2 separate regions of the Homo sapiens genome follow, and region 1 is linked to region 2. Evidence: chromatin contacts called from ENCODE Hi-C data. All regions are on one chromosome and are shown on one strand. Each heading gives the region's core, a stretch centred on a gene start or an enhancer-like site at or near the end of the contact. The rest is flanking DNA. Distances are from core to core; before and after follow the strand shown.

Region 1 (7,027 bases), core at 2,986-5,485, 1.6 Mb before region 2:
AAAATGTTACAAAATACCCACCTTTTAGATTTGGATGCAGAGTTTTCAGTTCCTCTAAAGATGGTTTAAGCAAGTTATATCTGTTATTTTCAATGTTTTATTTAAAACATGACATTTTGTTCAAAATTACAAACATGCTTGTGATTTTTATAAAATCGGCCTGACATTTGTAGTTACATGGTAATTTATTATGTGCTATAAGGAACTTTTGTAAATTGACCTAATTTCTTATTTTCTCTTTACAGGAATATATTAAAGGAATCTGTGAACCTGAACTAGAAGAAAGAGAATGTTACCCCAAGGACATGCACTGCATTTTTGTTGGGGCAGAGAGCCTGTTTCTGAAAAGCTTGATTCAGGATACTTGTGCTGACCTCTGCATTCTGGACATTGGCCTTCTTGGCATCAGAGGAAGTGCTGAGGCTGTGGTCATGGCTAGGAGTCACATTCAACAATTTGTAAAGCTCTTTGAAAATAAAGAGAACCTACCCAGTAGTCAGAAAGAATCAGAGGTGAAAAGGGAATTCAAACAATTTGTTGAAGCCCATGCAGACAATTACACAATGGATTTGTTGATTTTGCCCACTTCCTTGAAAAAAGAACTTTTGACACTCACACAAGGTGAGGAGAATCTCTTTGAAACAGGAGATGATGAGGTTATTGAAATGAGAGATTCTCAACAAACAGAGTTTACACAGAATGCTGCCACAGGGCTGAATATTTCTAGAGATGAAACTGTTTTGCAGGAAGAGGCAAGAAATAAAGCTGGGACTCCTGTTTCTGAGCTTACAAAACAAATGGACACAGTCCTTTCTAGCTCACCAGATGTGCTTTTTGATCCAATAAATGGTCTAACCCCAGATGAAGAGGCACTTTCCAATGAGAGAATTTGTCAGAAAAGGAGATTTTCTGATTCTGAAGAAAGGCATACGAAGAAGCAGTTTTCTTTGGAAAATGTTCAGGAGGGGGAGATTTTACACGATGCTAAGACATTGGCTGGAAATGTAATAGCTGACCTATCTGATTCTTCTGCTGATTCTGAAAATTTAAGTCCAGATATAAAAGAAACTACTGAGGAAATGGAATACAACATCCTCGTAAACTTTTTTAAAACCATGGGCTACTCCCAAGAAATTGTTGAAAAGGTCATTAAGGTGTATGGACCATCTACTGAACCATTATTGCTCTTAGAGGAAATTGAAAAAGAAAATAAAAGATTCCAAGAAGACAGAGAATTTTCAGCTGGTACAGTGTATCCAGAGACCAACAAAACCAAAAATAAAGGTGTTTATAGCAGCACAAATGAGCTTACAACTGATTCCACTCCAAAGAAAACACAGGCTCACACACAGCAAAATATGGTAGAAAAATTTTCTCAGTTACCATTCAAAGTGGAAGCTAAACCATGTACCTCAAATTGTAGAATTAATACTTTCAGAACAGTGCCAATAGAACAGAAACATGAAGTCTGGGGTTCAAACCAGAACTACATTTGTAACACAGACCCTGAAACTGATGGCCTTTCACCTTCTGTTGCCTCTCCAAGTCCCAAAGAAGTCAATTTTGTTTCAAGGGGAGCTTCAAGTCACCAGCCCAGAGTTCCACTTTTTCCTGAAAATGGTTTACACCAGCAGCCAGAACCCTTGCTTCCAAATAATATGAAATCTGCCTGTGAAAAACGTTTAGGATGTTGTAGTTCTCCTCATTCTAAGCCAAATTGCTCAACCCTTTCTCCACCAATGCCACTGCCCCAGCTGTTACCTTCGGTTACTGATGCAAGGTCGGCAGGACCTTCTGATCATATTGATTCCTCAGTTACTGGGGTTCAAAGGTTTCGAGATACTCTAAAAATACCCTACAAGCTGGAATTAAAAAATGAACCAGGGAGAACGGATTTGAAACACATTGTTATAGATGGGAGCAATGTTGCAATTACGTAAGTCCATTCTCTGCAGATTATTTTATTTTAAATAGGGCTCTAAATGGTGTCTCAGAATCACATGTATATGGGAACTATACATACATGTTGTATATAGTTGATCTGTAGCCTTAGGGTCGGATGGTGGAGGGGAATGGGAACCAACTGGTTGGAAAGGTTTTGTCAGTCCATCTTCTGGATTCATGAACTTTACTTCACCCTGCTGAACTTAATTTCTAAGGGCAAGAGAGGATAGAAAATTATCTTTTCACGTTGCATTGCTCAGTGATATGTAGTATAGTGACTTTTAAGTCATTAAATTCTTAATATTGTGAGTACCATTATGTTCTAATCTAAATAAGAGAACACAGCTTAAAGCAAAAGGATTTTTTTTTATCTTATTATGCTGGAGTATGCCTGATCTCTAGCCAAGAGTGTGCAGTGGTAACAGGTGTGATGTATTTCTGTGGATAGAGCAATGGCAATTTCCTTTCAAAAGTAGTCACTTTGAGCTTCACTGTGGGCCTCTGCTCTTACTAAAAGTTTATAATATTTGTTTTTAGTAAAAGACATCATTTAATGAACCTGTTGTTTCTAGTTAGCCTGTCTTGGAACTCCTCTTAGTTGAAAATCCTCTGATTTGAAACCTGTACGCTTGGGTTTTTTTTCTAAGGGGCAGTTTAAGATCGTGGCTAAGGAGAGTGTGAGGGTCAAGAGCCTCCCTGCACTGTGGACCAGCTGTTTGATTTGGGGCAGGTCACTTAACTGTTCGGAGTTTCAGTTGCTGCAATCTGTTGCCTTCTGACCTGTCCTTAAGGACATCTTTACCATATCATTTCAACAACTATGTAAAGTCTGCCTTCAGTTTTCAAAACCAGTCACCCCATTGTTAAAAGAAAAACTTAGGGCAAATTACATTTAGCAGAGTTGATCTGCACGAACAATGATTTACGAATCTGGCAGCACCCTGAACCAGGAGAGGTTCAGAGAGCTTCACCCAGCAATGAGGGCTGGCAGTATTTATAGGCAGAAAAGGGAATTGCCCTGCAGAAACAGCTTGATTACCTACGGGTTGGCATTTGCCTTATCCAGGCATCCTGTGATGAGGCATTTGCCTTATGTAGAAGTGGTCTGAACAATTGGCAGCCTGTGATTGGCTGAAGCTTGGCTGCTGTGATTGGCTGAGACTCAGCCATTTTTTTTTACAAGAATACTCTTAGGTTGCCATTTGTTCACATACTAAGGTTGCAGGTCACTATGTATGGAGGCACCTTTAGGCCAAATTTAATTTAATTTAACACCATTGATTTTTGAAGAAATATTCAAGGTCTGGCATTTTAAGTAGCCGCAATTCAAGAAACAGGACACCTGGACATGGAATGAGAGAGAAGTTGCCAAATCTTAAAAATACTTTTCTGAATTGCTGAATGTTTGTGTAACTTCTTTTTTAGGAGTTCTGAAAGATCAGTAAATGCCCTGAGTTTTTAAGAATACCTATTAGGATTGAAAAATAAATGTTATTTTTGAAATATATGTTTATAGTATATTTGTAATTTTTTGTTTTGTAAATTTTTTATTAGGATTTTCAAATACATAAGATAAGATAATGAATTCCCAGGGGTTCATCACCCACCTTCAACAATTACCAGCTCGTGATCAGTCTTGTTTCATCCTAGCCCTTACTTCTTCTTTCCACCCCTATTATTTTGAAGGAAATCTCAGATATATGGTCATAAATATTTTAATATGTATTTTTTAAAATATAAGGATTCTTCTGCTTTTTATTATTTGAATGAATTATCGAAGCTGTGTTTTGCTGTCAAAAAGAAAATGTCATCATTTCAGATGTTAAAGTTTGAAGACAGGCAGCAAAAATATGCAATATGCTTATCTTCATTTCCAAATAATACTGTTTATTGTCATTTCACTTTGGTTTTTTTGGCAGCCCTGTTAGGGGAAACCCAGCAAATGATCCGCAGCTGCATAGCGATATCTAAGCAAAAATGTCACTTCAGTCACCCACACCCCAAGCCCGGAACAAGTTCTTCATTGTTACGATTTCTTGAGCCAACTCGTGACACAAAATTTAGGTCACAATTGTGAGCAATTCTCATCCTCTTTCACTTTTCTATATGTGGAAGGATTTTCCAAATAAGAAATGCAAGGTTAACGTAGAATGAGCAGCGATCCTGATGCTTTTTATAAACCTTTTGGGGTAGTTAACAGGCATATTTCTCAGCAGGGTCACTGTTGGAATTTAGAGTGGTGCTGCCTATCCGTGACAGGATGTTTTGCAAATCTAGTCCCTCCCACTTTGCTTATAATATCCTTCCCCAGTCGTTGTGACACCTCAAACACACTCCTACATATTTCCTAATGCCCTGAGTACAGTATCATCTCTTTTGAAAACCACCAATTATTACACTAAGGGAAAGCTGCAAGCTTTCTTTTTTTATTTCTTCTTTTTTTTTTTTTTTTGGAAAACTGATTGTTTTGGGAGGATTTACATTTTCTTTGGATTCACAGATGTCTCTGTTTAAAGGCAATACTTTTACAAGAGAATGTGTTACTTTAAGAAGACAGACTTGTACTTAATTTGATGTAAATTGATCTGAAAATATCAGTAATTAAGATTTACCCATATTCTAGGAAGAAACTGCGTAATGGGTATAGAGTTTTATTTTGGAGTGACAAACATTTTGGAACTAGATGTAAGTGGTGGTTGCACGGCATTGCGAACGTAGTAAATGCCATTGAATTGATTATTTTAGTCGTGTGAATTTTACCTCAATTTTTTTTGGAAGTTGGAAAAAAATCAGCCCTTATTTTAAATCAGTTGCTTCAATGTTAAGTGTGAATAAACTTTGACTAGATTCCATGAAGAAACTGATTTGTGTTTCTTCTGTTCAGTGAACTACCTCTAATACCCATAGTCCCTGACACATAGTAGGAGCTCAGTAAAAACTTGTTGATGAATTAAAGGCAAATTAGAATTTTTCTTTTTTTAAGAGGTAAAGTCTCACTATTTTGCCCAGGCTGGACTCAAACTTTTGGGCTCAGGCAATCTTTCCTAGTAGCTGAGGCTATAGGCATGCCTTACCATGCCCAGTTTAGGATTTTTTTAGTGGCTTTTTACTACCTATTTGTAACTTCATGGTTACTATTCCAGTGGCCAGTTTAGATTTTTAACTGAGGCCATATATTTAATGCAACAAATATTTGAGATTTTAAAGCCGAATCACCCATTATTATGTGTCAGGCACTGTATTTTTAAAAATGCAACCTTCACACCAATTGTGAGTCAAAAGTTATAATTTATACAACATGAAGTGGCTTAAAAATGTTTTCCAGGGTTACATGGATAGAGATTTGGGCCCATAATGTCTTTCCCCAGAGCTGCTGTATACCCTCTCTCCTCCAGCAGAAGTTAAGGTTGGAATTTTCAGGCCAACGCATCATTGGATACTTAAGTCTTGGGTTGCATAGCACTGCTGACTAAAGCTCACTGATTTGACCCAAGTAGTTGGGGAAGTACTTATTTGGTCCTTAAGCAATAGGATCTGTTGGTGTGAGCCCCACCCTAAAGCAGCCTAGGCCCACCCTTCGATGTATTTTTGTAAAGCCTTTGTTCATTTGCCTATCCAGAATGAGGTCTGCAGCCCATACCACCATGAAAACCTCCACAGTACCCTGTTTAATGCTGCCAATTTTGTATACCTTGTTCTTGCCCCCTTGTCACCATGAATGAGTCAAATGATGAGTAAGTGGAAATTGTTTGTGGTGTATGGCTAGACAGCACAGTAGTGGCCAAGAAACATTTGGGCTCTGTCAGCCTGAAACTTCAGCATGAGAGCCCCTGACATATGGGGTGATAGTTTTCCATGTAGATGGGGTTTGCCCCTTCCCTTGCCAGAATTAAGTATTTTAGCCATTTTTTTTTCCATACTAGTCTTTTCCATATTAGGGTTCCATAAAAAGAAATCGCTTTTTCCTGGGTAACTCAGAAAGGACTTTCCATTGTCCCCACACTGCCCTGTCTGGTGCTATGGCTGCCATGAGTTTTTATCAGCTGTGTGTCACCCATCTCTCCTCCACTTTGGACACTTTCTTTTAGTTGCCAGCATTCTATAATATGGCAAACAACCAGATGATATAACCTTTAACCAATTATATGGAAGCAGGCATTTAAATGTCTTGAGGGCCTGGACACCTGGCCTCCCAGACTTGATAACTGTTCATTCTGCATTTGGAACTGGGAGCCCCAGAGCTTTGGCCTTCCCATAAGTAGCAAGGTGTTATTATATATATACTTTGGGTCGAAATAGACCTTTGGTCTGGGTTTACCTGTCAACATGCTACTCTGGTTTGATTGCAGAGAGGCTAGGAGACAGTGATGAGTAAGCACATGTCTGCCTGCTCAGGGTATAGGACTTGAAGTAGGAAGAAGGGTCCTTAATCGACCCTCTGTATTATTTTGAGGACAATAATTTGGCTTCACTTAATTTTTTGTCATTGTAGTTTTATTTTTTGGGTAAATTTGTATGTTCTCCACCAGAATTTTGAACCTCTATTTTAATTCCATTCCTGAGATTTTTTTAGAGTATCAAAAGTGATATGATCTTATTACTGAGAATAACACTTTGGAATTTAGTTGAGAGCTGATGTTTCTAGAACCTCCATCTGTTCCCCCTCTAGACTTGTAAGGAGTCCAGGGCAGCAGAATTCATCGGTCTGCATTTCCTTCCTTGTTACATAGTGACCCAGTGGAATTGAACTGGGTACTCCTCCTCTATCCAGTTCCTCCTCTTGCCATCACTAGAAGCTTTAAGGAAAAGAGGGAGAGTAGGTAGCACACATTTGTATCTGTCAAAGTAATCAGGGAGCCACCTTAAAAACCTTTTCAGTGCAGTTATCTCAAGGGTTATCCTTTTGAGGACTAAATATACATATTTCTTGGTTTTTCTAAGAACCAGCAGGTTGTTCTGTTGTGGATTTTCAAATTAGGGCTGTGGTTGATGTTAACTCTGGGCATGTCCCTGCTGTTAAGCAATTAGAGTGATGGATGATTTATTGTTTTTGGAAGATTAAAAGAGGCCCCCTTTAAAGAAC
Region 2 (6,687 bases), core at 3,704-6,203:
TCAGAAATGGAAGTCTCATGACCTACAATCAGACAAGATAGGTCAGATAATTCCTTCTCTTCTCATAATTAAAAATATATTTTTTTAAAGATAGGGTCTCACTCTGTCACCCAGGATGGAGGGCAGTGGCACAATCATAGTTCACTGTAACTTTCAACTCTCGGGCTCAAGTGATTCTCCCACCTGAGCCTCTCAAATAGCTAGGATGACAGGTGCACAACACCCAGCTAATTTTTTCTTTCTTCTTTTTTTTAGAGATAAGATCTTGCGGGCCGGGCATAGTGGCTCACACCTGTAATCTTAGCACTTTGGGAGGCCGAGGCAGGCAGATCACTTGAGGTCAGGAGTTCGAGACCAGCCTGGCCAACATGGTGAAACCCCATCTCTACTAGAAATACAAAAAATTTGCCCAGCATGGTGGCAAACACCTGTAGTTCCAGCTACTCGGGAGGCTGAGGCAGGATAATCACTTGAACCTGGGAGGCAGAGATTGCAGTGAGCCAAGATCGTGCCACTGCACTCCAGCCTGGGTGACAGAGTGAGATTCCGTCTCAAAAAAAAAAAAAAAAAACAACTCGCTATGTTGCCCAGGCTGGTCTCAAATTATCCTACCACCTCGGCCTCTTGAAGTGCTGGGATTACAGGTATGAGCCACCACTCCCCAGCCCCAGCTAATTTTAAAAAATTTTTGTAGAGACGGGTCTTGCTATGTTGTCCAGGCTAATCGAATTTTTTTTTTGAGATGGAGTCTCGCTCTGTTGCCCAAGCTGGAGTGCAGTGGTGCGATCTCCGCTCACTGCAAGCTTGGCCTCCCGGGTTCACGCCATTCTCCTGCCCCAGCCTCCCAAGTAGCTGGGACTACAGGTGCCCACCACCACGCCCGGCTAATTTTTTGTATTTCTAGTAGAGACGGGGTTTCACCGTGTTAGCCAGGATGGTCTCGATCTCCTGACCTCGTGATCCACCCACCTTGGCCTCCCAAAGTGCTGGGATTACGCGCATAAGCCACCACGCCTGGCCTTTATGTATATTATGTATATATTATATATATATTACAGTGGTAATGAGGTGTGTGTATATATATACACATATATGTGGAAAACATATATATTCATATTCATATCTCATATTATCACAATAGACATATCTTCTCCACTATTTTTCCCACACTAATTGTTAGATGGCTAAATTTATTGGGTCAATTTCTCTGCTTACTATACCACTGCAATTATATAAGCAAACTGAACCTTTGGAAAATGCTAATTAATAAGGCAGGGTTTGACACGACTGGGTTTGAAAGGCCAGCAGTGGGGCTAGAAATACCTACCACATACAACTGTGCTGCCCCATCACTGAATAATCTACTTTAAGCACTGAAAGAAATTCAGAGATTATTCAGTGATCCAAGTCCCACAATTTTTTCTTTCCAGAGTACCAACAATCATCAAATTATGTGGTCCTGACACCCTCATAACAAGAACCATCAGTACCTTCTTCTGTATCCCCCCAAAATATTTTAACCTGCATCACTTACTCTATACATTCAAACCTAGTTAAAGCAGAAAGCAAAACTATTTTCTGACTGCCTCAATGATATATCTGGAGTTGTCTAAGTAATGGATTACACAGTTCCCAATTACTTGTGAACAGTATCAATGGTCTTCAAAAATACTACAGTTCCTATACCCCCCGTCCCAGTCCATATCCACCTCCTCTCCATCCCAACCCTTCACAGTTACACAAGCATACTAAATCAAAGCAAAGGAATTGAACACCAATATAAGCCTGGCAGAAATCTGAAATCACTGCCGCCTCAAACTTTAGATCACTGCAGCGCTCAGGTGTACTGTGACTCAGCATTTTACAGTGCCTGAGACATGAAATGAGATAAAGGTCCTTTTCCCTTCACAGCATTGGCTAAACATGAAGCCAAAATAAATATGCTACCTCAAAACAGTTAGTGGCTGGAACATTACAGTGCTCACACTGACACAGGTTTATCTCAGTCTGTGATCCTTGGGAGGAGACCCTGTGTCAGTTTAAGCACACAAAGTTCTTCTGAAATAACTCGAGCTATAAAATTAGCAAATTATGCTGACTACAATTAATACCCAGAAATGGAGAAAATATTGCAAAGAAATGAAAATGAAATTCAAAAATAGTTACTGTGGTTACTGGTCTAGTCAGGTAAAAAACTAAAATAAAATAACAAGAACAAAAGAGGGAATTTACCCAGCTACTCTTCATTACAATATCAGAAGCTAAAATGGCATCAAGAGAGAATTTTTTCCTCTTGCAAAAAAAAAAACTGAGTAAAACTGAAACAAATAGGAAACTCCAGCCCTTTTAAACTGTTCATGGGCAGAAGGAAAATAAGATAAAACAATATGAAACAAATAAGATAAATTAATATGAAGGTTGCAACAAAGACAGATTTTCAGTTCATATTCTTACGTGGAGCAGGAACTAACAGAGAAATGAGACGAGAGAAAATGATAACTGACAAGCAAGGAGATTTGGGAAGATGAGGTCATGAAAAGGGACGGAGGGGCATTCCCCATAGGTAATGGAAGAAGTCAGGGAATCCCAGTAGAAAAGCCAGAAATTTAAATGAGCAAAGACAACGTAAGCATATGGGCCAAGAACAATAGTTTATACTTAATTTCTTTTAGCTTCTTAGTAATTTTTTAAATTTTAATTATTTATTATTATTTTGAGACAGGGTCTCACTCTGTCACCCAGGCTGGAGTGCAGTGGTGTGATCTTGGCTCACTGCAACCCCCACCTCCTGGGCTCAAGGGATTCTCCCACCTCAGCCTCCCGAGTAGCTGGGACTACAGGCGTGCGCAACCACCCCCAGCTAATTTTTGTGTTTTTAATAGAGACGGGGTCTTGCCATGTTGACCAGGCTGGTCTCGAACTCCTGACCTCAAGTGATCAGGACTTGAGGCAGGAGTGATCCCGCCTCAGCCTCCCAAAGTTCTGGGATTACAGGCCACTGCGCCCAGCCCTAAGTAATAGAAATGTATAACTCTTTTAAACCAATGATATAAAAAATAACAAGCCCCATCTTACACCTGAGGAAACCTCAGAAAAGTTAAGTAACTTGCTGAAGGTCACATTGTTCCTAAATGGCAGAGTCAGACTACCAACCTACACAGTCTAACCTCGCCATAACTTTACACCGTCTCTTACGAACATCTCAAAATGTGAAAAGTAGAGAATTGGATTTTACAGCCGTGCATGAGGATGACGTCAGCATTTACACGGCAATGGCGGTTGGCAGAGGCAGTGGCTCAGGCCTGCAATCCCAGCACTTTGGGAGGCCAAGGTGGGTGGATGATTTGAGATCAGGAGTTCGAGACCAGCCTGGTCAACATGGTGAAGCTCCACCTCTACTAAAAATACAAAAATTAGCCGGGCATGGTGGTGGGCGCCTGTAATCCCAGCTACTCGAGAGGCTGAGGTGGGAGAATCACTTGAAGCCGGGAGGTGGAGGTTGCAGCGAGCTGAGATGGCGCCACTGCACTCCAGCCTGAGCGACATAACGAGACGCTGTTTCAAGTAAAAAAAAAAAAAAAAAAAAAAAAACAAAAGAGTTCGAGATCCTACCACAAAAGGTACAAACGAAGGGTGGTGGGAACTCGAATGAGATAGCAGTGTTCACCAGTGCCCAGTAAAGGAAGACTTCACAGAGGGAGCAGGATTTCAGATGGGATTTGAGGAAAAGGGTTTAAGGACTATTAATGACTTATCACTGATTACTCTTAGGGTTTTCAAGCTAAATTTCAGAGTCCTTGTCATGGAATTCAGGCCCTCCACAACTAGGTCAAAGGGAACGCCAAGGAAGAAACATTATCCTGAGTGAGATGCTTATGCTGAAGTCTTTGCTATCAGTTCAGGTTCCAAGGGATCAGAAAACCTTACTTTTCTGTCTCCATAAACCGTAAATGGGTTGAAGGCAGGCACTTTTGTAACACTCCTCTCCCCGGACCAGGCCTCTGTACATCATAGCACTTGGTAGATGCACAGCATACTTTCTGAGCGAAACTAAAACGAATGTAAATCAAGTCACCTGGTGGCCAGACTTGCCTTACACCATCTAAACCTCTGGTGTTAGCTAATTTTAAAGCTATCAAGTAAGAGGCTTAAACACGTGGTCCAGATGCAACATGTGGACCTTGGTTTGGACCCGGATGCCACAAACCAATTGTAAAAGGACATGAGATCATCTGAAAAACCTAAATATGGACTGGGAATTAGATTAAGGAATTGTTAATTTCATTAGATGAGATTACATCGTTATGCCTTTAAAAGTTGTCTCTTAGATATTAAATATATACACTTAGGGTATTTATGAATGAAACGGTTTCCCTTAAAACACTAGAAATGTATGGTGGAGCCAATGAAACAGGTAAAAGGTAGCTAACTGCACTATGGGGAGTAATATACTGCTTCTGCTAAATGTTTCAGAATTCTCATAATATAAAACACAACATACACACACACGCGCCCCCCAGTTTTTTTCATCGTAAGCCCCGAGGGAGCCAGACCCAGAGGGTCCACCGACGTCCCGGATTCTAATAACGACATCTGCGCGCCAGGCGGGCCTCCTGCGGGAGCCGGGGCCCATTTTCTTTCGAAGCTAACGAAGCTGCTGCGCAGGCCTGTTAATTCCCTCAGCAGCCAGTGCGAGGTTAAACACGCGACCTCGCAACCATGGCTTTTGAGAGGAAGCTGAATTCCTGGGGTGCGCCGTGCACAGTTCTTCATTTCCTACGTTGGCCCTGCCCAGCCGCCTGGACCTGGAGGAAAACAGAGAACCTGGCCCACTCTTCAATACTTCGACCCCAGTGGCCGCGCCTCGGGCGCTCGGGGGCGGGCTCTGCACAGCGACGTCACGGCGCACCGTGCGCTGGGTCAAAGTTCAGCCCCGCCCCCGCTTCCCCCTCGCTGTCTCCCTCGGCCTGTGCCGCCGCCGACGCCGCTTGTGGGCCCGACTCCGCTCTGTCTGCTTCGCCACCTTCTCCCCGAGCACTGCCCGGCCGGCCGCCATGGCTAACGTGGCTGACACGAAGCTGTACGACATCCTGGGCGTCCCGCCCGGCGCCAGCGAGAACGAGCTGAAGAAGGTATCTGGGAGCGGGCCGGGCGGGTGTGAGGGGCGCGGGGCCTGCGCGGCCAGGGATGTCTTCTTCAGCCAGGCCGCGCTACTGGGCTGCCCGCGAGCCGGCGCCGGCCGTGACTGGCCCGGGCTGGGAGTCGGCGGCGGCGGCGGGACCGGCCTCGCCGCGAGCCGCGCACTCCGGCCTCGGCTGACCTTGGGGCCGCCGGCCCCGCCCGCCCGCAGATGCAGCAAATAAAACTCACTCCTGCGCAAACACGATGGGAGCCCTTCCTTCCTCCCTCCTTGAACGAGCGCCGGGGGCTGGTATCCCCCGGGAGGCAGCAGCTCGCCCGGTCCTTCGCGTCGAGGTCACCACCCCGGAAAAACAGGTTGGACCGAGGTGCTCAGCGCATCCCGGCCCCGAGAGAGAAGCTGTCCGCCCCGCGGCCGTCGGCCCCGGGTCTGGTGCTCCGCGGGGAGGAACGGCGGGGAGGTCGAGGCCGCCCCCACAGAGCGCCTCGGGCGGATGGGGTTGTTTCCTGGGTTCCGCGGCCGCCGGCTGCGGGAGCTCCTCCCTCTCTGCGTCCCTCGCCCATTGACCCGGAGGTAGCTGGGTCTGTGTTTGGATGCATTGTTCTTTGGGCAGGTAATGCTAATGTCCTGTACCTGCTTAGGAATAAGCCGTGGTCCCAGCCAAACGCCTGAGTGTACAGTAAACATAAATAGAAGGCCTTATTATTGCTATTTGCAATGCTGCGATATCTTTCATCTCAGGATTTCAAAGCACACGAGGCATTTAAGCCCCACAGCATCCTCACCAGGCTAAGAGCATCCAGATTTGTAAGCCGAGAAAAATGAGAATGCTCCTTAGGCAGTGAGAAGAGTACAGTGGACTTCCTGTTACCTTACCGGAAATGCTAGTCTGTATTATATAATTCACGAGCCTCCGTGAATGAAGATTTAAGTGCTTTAGGACCCAAACACCTCGTTGAGAGTGTGTGCAACTTCTCTACCACCGAAGTTGCCACCACGACCCCAGTTAACCACCACGTGCAAATAAAACACCAAAAGACGCTAACTAGGACCACCTTTACTTTTTCATGATGTTACAGTTAGAAGGAAGGCGTGAGCCATCGGGAGCAGGAATTGTGACTTTAGCTTGATTTATAGTAATGTTTTGCAGTCCGCAAAGCTTAACAGTCATTTATCTCGAATTTATTAGGGTCGTCTTGGTCTGGTTACTTGGCCATCAAAGACACTTGACAATAGGGAAAATATGGATAATGTTTGAACGTTTTGTTTTTCCCTGTGGCATTGCTTCATTGTTTTATCTGGTTTTCACGTCACTGTAACCTGTTTTCAAGTATAGCTGCTGTCTACTTGGTTATATTACATTAGTAAACAGTATCGCGAGAAAGTGCCGAAGAATCCCTACGAATAGAAAATATTTTTGAAAGGTTATAACTCTAGAACATTACTTCTCAGAAAAGTGGATATTAAGTTATTACAAAACTTTTAACTGGTGTTTAGTTATAACCTTTTTTGTTTTTATCCATTTTCAAAGGCATACAGAAAGTTAG

What was found. Hi-C counts contacts between places; a loop is a spot of excess contacts on that map. Pooled maps may share reads with other maps.
Region 1: a loop to region 2 is called in a pooled map, with 3 times the contacts of the local background. The contact joins the enhancer-like site here to the promoter of DNAJA2 in region 2. A Hi-C loop is called at or near these places in 4 of 50 pooled maps.

The regions. Positions count from the first base shown.
Region 1 is chr16:48,555,663-48,562,689 of GRCh38, reverse strand. N4BP1 (NEDD4 binding protein 1) reads left to right here. Exons shown (of 7, transcript NM_153029.4): 2 at 246-1,936. Among named protein-coding and RNA genes, the nearest start is that of N4BP1, 51 kb to the left of the region's middle. RefSeq lists a silencer at 5,278-5,572. Within about 2 kb of position 4,235, at least 6 of the 41 ENCODE cell types and tissues checked have a DNase peak (open chromatin) inside an H3K27ac peak, as active enhancers do.
Region 2 is chr16:46,971,940-46,978,626 of GRCh38, reverse strand. DNAJA2 (DnaJ heat shock protein family (Hsp40) member A2) reads left to right here and starts at 4,953. Exons shown (of 9, transcript NM_005880.4): 1 at 4,953-5,132; 2 at 6,672-6,687. The coding sequence starts at 5,055. It overlaps DNAJA2-DT (DNAJA2 divergent transcript), which reads right to left and starts at 4,855. Exons shown (of 2, transcript NR_186372.1): 1 at 4,502-4,855; 2 at 1-22. RefSeq lists enhancers at 4,542-4,631, 4,692-4,761 and silencers at 5,192-5,241, 5,272-5,351, 5,502-5,551, 5,582-5,651, 6,002-6,081.